Regions from separate parts of the Homo sapiens genome. Here region 2 is linked to region 1. Evidence: chromatin loops called from intact Hi-C (ENCODE). Cell type or tissue: dorsolateral prefrontal cortex. All regions are shown on one strand. Each heading gives the region's core, and the rest is flanking DNA. Links, peaks and the distances in the headings are about the cores only.

What was found. Peaks named below come from ENCODE experiments on the same cell type or tissue, not always from the same donor. Only the 100,000 strongest peaks of a DNase experiment are listed, where the experiment ranks them.
Region 2: it touches region 1 in a loop (2.4-fold over the local background); 2 of 110 quality-filtered maps call a loop at or near these places.

The regions. Positions count from the first base shown.
Region 1 is chr16:51,440,057-51,442,966 of GRCh38, forward strand. All of the region lies in intron 2 of LOC102723323 (a long non-coding RNA gene), which reads right to left. Among named protein-coding and RNA genes, the nearest start is that of HNRNPA1L3, 200 kb to the right of the region's middle. In dorsolateral prefrontal cortex, for the core only: a CTCF peak has its summit at 1,164; a DNase peak (open chromatin) is centred at 688; H3K4me3 peaks cover 768 bases; H3K27ac peaks cover 2,500 bases; H3K27me3 peaks cover 1,344 bases.
Region 2 is chr16:51,236,501-51,239,410 of GRCh38, forward strand. No RefSeq gene overlaps it. Among named protein-coding and RNA genes, the nearest start is that of SALL1, 87 kb to the left of the region's middle. In dorsolateral prefrontal cortex, for the core only: no CTCF peak of the experiment used is centred there; a DNase peak (open chromatin) is centred at 1,798; H3K27ac peaks cover 2,500 bases.

The DNA of each region.
Region 1 (2,910 bases), core at 216-2,715:
ATGCCAGAATTTTAGCAACAAAACAAACCCGCAAGTCTTCTTCGTTCTTGAGAGTCATGCCGTTTTCCTCCAAACAAGGACGAAAGGCTCTTTGCTTGTGGAGTGTCTCAGTCTAGCAGTAGATTGGAAAAATGTCCAAGCAGGGGACTCGAGTTCTCTCCCGGATGAGTTCATTTCAATAGTCACTGTGTTTCATCGGATGCAGCTGGTTACATTTTTAATAGGCAGATGGCTAATTTTACAGTTCCAAGCCAATCTCTCATTGGACAACATCCAGAAAGCCCGTGGTAGGGTGATGCCCAGCAGAAAGTTCAACAGGACACTTGGGGGGAACATATGCTAATGTCAGCCCTTTTACTTAAATGTCTTTAAAAAGAATATTCAGTGCTAAGCTGAGGGATTTTCACAGACTCAAGCCTAACACCAGATGGGTGGCCAGCTATGAAGTCCTTAGGGCCTGAGCAAATGCTCTTAATCTGGCTTGGATGGTCGGAGAATCAAATAGCACCAAACCAGTAATCTCTGAGTGATTTTTAAAAATGACAAAGGTGTATGCACTTGCAGAAATGACCAGGCTAACTAGAGAAGCGAGTTTCTCTTAATAGAAGTCCATGGCGTTACTAAAGCCCTGTGGTCCTATGATTACCTCGGCATCCCGACCTCCGTTTTGGGTGCCCCTCCCCATCTGACCTTTATGGAGTTACAGGAATGAATGTCCGTTTACCTCCCCCCAGGTGACAGCCCCTCGCCTCCAGGGTCAGAGAGGGCGGAATGTCTGTTGCAGTTAAGCATCCTTATTTTTAAACTGTTTGGAAATCTCTCTCTCCAAGGAGATGGCTATTTAGACATCTTAATTAAAAGGGAATTTGGAAATATCTCCCGTTTTGCAGCGCATGTAATCAAGCATTTCTTTTTCTCTGCAGAAGGACTTTGGTTGCCTCTTCACAAAAGGCTTTGAAATGTCCTAAAACAATCCCCCGCAGCTCGGGGTGGGGGTAGGGACGAGAGAGAGAGAGAGAGAGAGAGAGAGAGAGAGAGAGAGAGAGAGAGAGAGAAAACCAAAGCAAAAAACAACAAACATTTTCTGGGAGGTGATAAAAGTCTTGGATGCAAAGTATCCTTATTTTATCCCATGTGATGAATTGCCATAGGGTGGCTGGAAAACTCTTTAAGAACCCCAAGGGCAAATGCCGTTGTTTAAATGAGGCAAATGTTGTTTACCTCTAAGCAAAATAAAAGCTAAGGATCAGAAGAAAGAGGGGATCAAAAGATCTTTCTCCAAACAGATTTATAAAAGAGAGTGATTTTTAAATGATTTCAACTCCTACTTTATAAAAATATTTTATGAGGCACTTTTCTGAAAATAACATGCTTCTGAAGAGTTTTCCTCCCCAAATCGCTTCCTGAAAATGGTGGCATTACTTTCATGCAGTACAATTGCCTACACAAGACCTTATTTAAAACAATGCAAAAGAAATTTGACAAAGCTAGTAACTCTGCACAAGGAAACTGGGCATTTTTTTTTTTTTTTTTTTTTTTTTGCCGGGAAAATAACCTTCAAACCTCAAACTAAATCTGTAACTGCTTCTATCAAATTTTTCTTTCAAGAACCTGGAAAGCGGTTCATTTTGTTTTATCGAGCAGATTGTGAAAAGAGTTTTCTTGCAGAGTTTTTGTTTTATAATCAAAATAATTCGAGGGAAGTGACACGACTTTTCTTTTGAGATTTTTTTTTTTTTCTGGACAAAATCTAATAGAGGGAGAGAGAGAAAAAAATCTAACCAAAGCCAAGACTTGCAGACAAAAGTTACACACAATCAGAAAACCCTCAAAGATAGGTATAAATTATTCTGTCACTAAATTAAAGTATTGGTAGAAGAAAAGTCTTAAAAATGTAAAATGAGTACTAGCCAAATACCTTCACAGTTAATGGAATTATGGAAACTTCTCTCTGGTGTGAATACCCCCAAACACATTTTAGATTTATTTTTAAAGTGTAGTTTAAAGAAACTTTATACCATTTAAAAAAAAAAATAACTTTGAAAGGAAAAGAGCCAAAAGAAAAGCAGAAATTAGGGCAGTTTTTAAACTACAAGCCAACTGTTTGCTCTACTTTGCTTTATTTATTAGTTCTCAAGGTATTTAAAACTTGAGCATTAAAACTGCAGAATAATTTGCAAATGAATGCAGTTGCAGTTGTGAAAATATAACTCACAGCTGAATGTGGGTTATTCAGACAAATGGCTGCTTTGTTCGAGGAGGGGAAGTAAAGTTCTGTGTTAATTTATTACAAACTGCAGCATTTCATCCCTGATGTCCAGGCAACAATGTTTTTTATTTCAAGTAATTTATAAGCACTTCCCAGAGCACTTAGCGGTGATGTCCTTGGCTGTTTTGCTCCCAGAGACGGAGTGTATATGTATTTACTGTGGGAATTTGTTTTTAATAAAACTGTTGTAAGGCATTTTTATTCCTTTGCTTTGTTACATTAAAAACATTCACTGCATAAGTAATGTATTTTATTCCAAGTTGAAAGGCAACAGATCACAGCCGGCAACTGTATTGGGGGGTAGAGAATAATGACGAGAAAAGTAATGTTTAAAGTGAACCAGACCCTTTTCTGAGTTGCTCTAGGTGTCTCTTTGCCTCTGCATTTAAGGGAAGCAGCAATTAGATGACCAAGGGCCCAGGAAAAGTATCTAGGAGGTCCCAGGATGCAGGCAATCGGAGAATGGAGAATCAAATAGAGAAGGGCAGACTAAGGTGCAGCGAATGTGTGTTTGTGTGCTCCCGTGCATGTGTGCATAAACATGCACACGTGTGTGTGATCAATGTTACCAATTCTGATAAGTTTTCATGATTCCCCTGTATCTCCCAGAGTCAGTTCACGACCCTAGATAATCCAAAATT
Region 2 (2,910 bases), core at 306-2,805, 200 kb before region 1:
GGTTCTCATTTGTTCCCTGCTCTATACCCAGCACTAGAGCAGTGGCTGGCACATCGGAGACATTGAATGTAGGAAATGAATGCATAAAAATCTATGTCCAGTCAACGTTAATCTGTGAGACATACATATCTAATCTTTCCAATTAAAGATATCTTTATATAAATATAAAGATTAGAGGCATAAAGATGCATTGTTTTATCTTGGGCTGTAAAGATACAATGCTATAAAGACAGCTATATTTATATCTATAGTGCTTGCAGATTAAAGGCCAAACAATGACCAGTAGTCACAGAAGGCAAAGACAATGGCAATGCTGTTTACGGTTTCCTTGCATACTGTTTCTGTGAGCTCCTTTTCTTTATAAGTGCTATTAACCCTTTGTGGGATTGTCGGATTCTTTCTTGAAATAGCCCCAGTTGGCCAACTCTTCTGACAGGTTAGAATCCAAACATGGATGTTTGGATTTACAAACCTCCCTTACAAATAGAGAGGTGAACTTGGGTTCAAGCAGCGTCTCTCCTTTCCCTAGCTGCATCTCTGTTTGGGTGGCTGGGCGGGGATAATCCAGCCTGTACATGCCTGGCCTTCTTTACTCCATCAAAATTCCCCATAGACATGCTCTGCGTCTACCCCGTGTGTCTCCATGGCCCTAAGCCCACGCCATGCATTTCCTCTCCAGCTCACCCTAACCGGAGTCCTCTTGGATCCAGCAAAATCTTATTTCAACACCCGTCAACCCAGAAATGTGTCCTTCTCCAAGGCAGGGCTGGCACTGCTCACAGCTCTGGAAAGTCCACTGTGGTCAGGACACCCACTCTGATCTGAGCTCACTTTCTGTGCCTGGAGAAGCCTTTTCATTCAATGCATCCCAGCACAGGCATAGTGCAGGCACTTCAGCTCCTGGTTGTAGATGAAATGAGTGGAGAGAGGGAATCTTGCTGGATCCTGGACAGTGGTGCTGAATGAGCTGTCAGCAGGTACGGGACCACTGTGTCAGTCTTGCTACCCCCAGAAGCTCATCTCCCTTTCCCCAAGCTCCTTGTCTCCTTCCACCTGCAGCAAGGTGCCTCCCAGGGGGGTCCCACTCACCTCCCACCTCCCAGGCCCTCACTCCCTCACTGGTGAAGGCCAGAAGAGGATGGAGGTGGGGTTCTCCTGTTTAGAGGCCACCCTCCAGTGCCAAGAAGTTTGGGGTATCCTTGGGCAGTGGGGTCATTTTATTCCCAAACCCTTCAAGATCCTCCTGCCAGGGAAAGGTTTCTTTTCCTGCCTTAGGAAGCCACTTCCGGAGGCAAGCTTCAGGAGAAAAGGAAAAGCAGATGTCAGCCTGTGACACAGAATAATCGATTTGCTCAGTGCTTGTATTTTCCTACCAATTTTGTATTTTTCAAAAAGGACAATCAAACAATTGTACTCTCGGCTAATTAATGACAAGCTGGTAAAAGCATCTCCTCATTGTTCCATTTATTTCTCCATTTCTCCCAGTTAACAGCCCTGTCTCTGAAATGAATCAATGTCGTTTACACAATGCTGTCACCCCATTGTTCCTTTATCATCCTCCATTTTCATAAATCGGGGTGTTAATCCCTTAATGGCTTTTCTCAGTGCTTAAAAAAAATGAAAGGAAAAAAAAAAAGGAAAGAAAAAAAGCCCAGCTCCTGCTCACTCTTAATCCGCCTGTAGACAATGGGTGTTTACACAGGCGGCCCTGTGAGGTGTTTACTCAAACAAGCAGGTCCAGTTGGGGATTTAGCCCTTTCTGTTTGTTGGCTAAACAGGAGGCCAACTGGGGATACACCCCTTCCTCAGGTAGGGTCTGCCCCAGCCCCCGCCCAGGCCTTTCTGCTGGACTCTTTGATGAGGTCTCCCACATTTGCCCTGATGGTCCAGGAAAGCCTTGATGCCAGGTGGGGGTACAGGATGGGAGAAGATGGGATAGGGACTTCCTGGTCTTCCCAATTCACAATTCCTGTGCCTTCTCACTCATCTCGCATGAGAGCAGTGGTGGTCCAGAGGGGTCTTCTGATGCACTCAGAAATTTCAGAACAACTATACTAAGGGGTTTCATTTTAAGGTTAAAAAGTAAATATCTAGAATTAAAGCTCATTTCACTTAACAAATACTGGCTGACTTTTGGTCTTTGTTTGGCAGACTGAAATTTTAGCATTGAGTGAACTGGTGCCTGCTGCCATGAAGTTCAGTCTACTGAGCAGGCTACCCCCAGCTGGACCCCTGCCCTGACCACCTCTTCACTTCTCAGGCCCTGCACAATGACTGGCACAATAATAATAGTAACAATAATAGTATTATTATTGCCCAAGACTGGGGCATCAGAAACTGCCTTCTAAACAGCTCAGTGCTTGTGTGGGGGCACAGAAAGAGGGGCATGCCCACACCAGCGTGGGAGATGAGGATCAAAGGCATCCAGAAATACTGAGGCAGTAGGGGTGTGGAGGGGGCCAAGAACTCTGTCTCAGCCTGCTTTGCAGGAATCTAGGTTTTCCAGAATCTCATGTGCCCTCACTCAGTGAACACATCCTGGCTGAGCTTTTTCTCTGTGTCAGCCCATGTGCAAGCTGCTCGGAGGCTTTGAGGTAAATCAGAAGGTCCCTGCCCTCAAGCAGCTCACAATCTAGTGAGAGCACAGAAAATTTGCACAAACAACTTGCAAAGACCCCTGGAGAATGTTGCAATAGCCCTTCTGAAATGTCACAAAGAAGGCACGATCACCCCAGTGCAGGTGGTTGTGCTGGTGATGGAGATGGTGGTAGATATGGTGGTGCTCGTGGTAGTGGTGAAGATGGAGTTGGTGGTGATGGAGATGGTGATGGTGGTGGAGGTGATGGTGATGGTGATGGTGGTGGTGGTGATGGTGGTGATGGTGGTGCTGGTGGTAGAGGTGGTGATGAT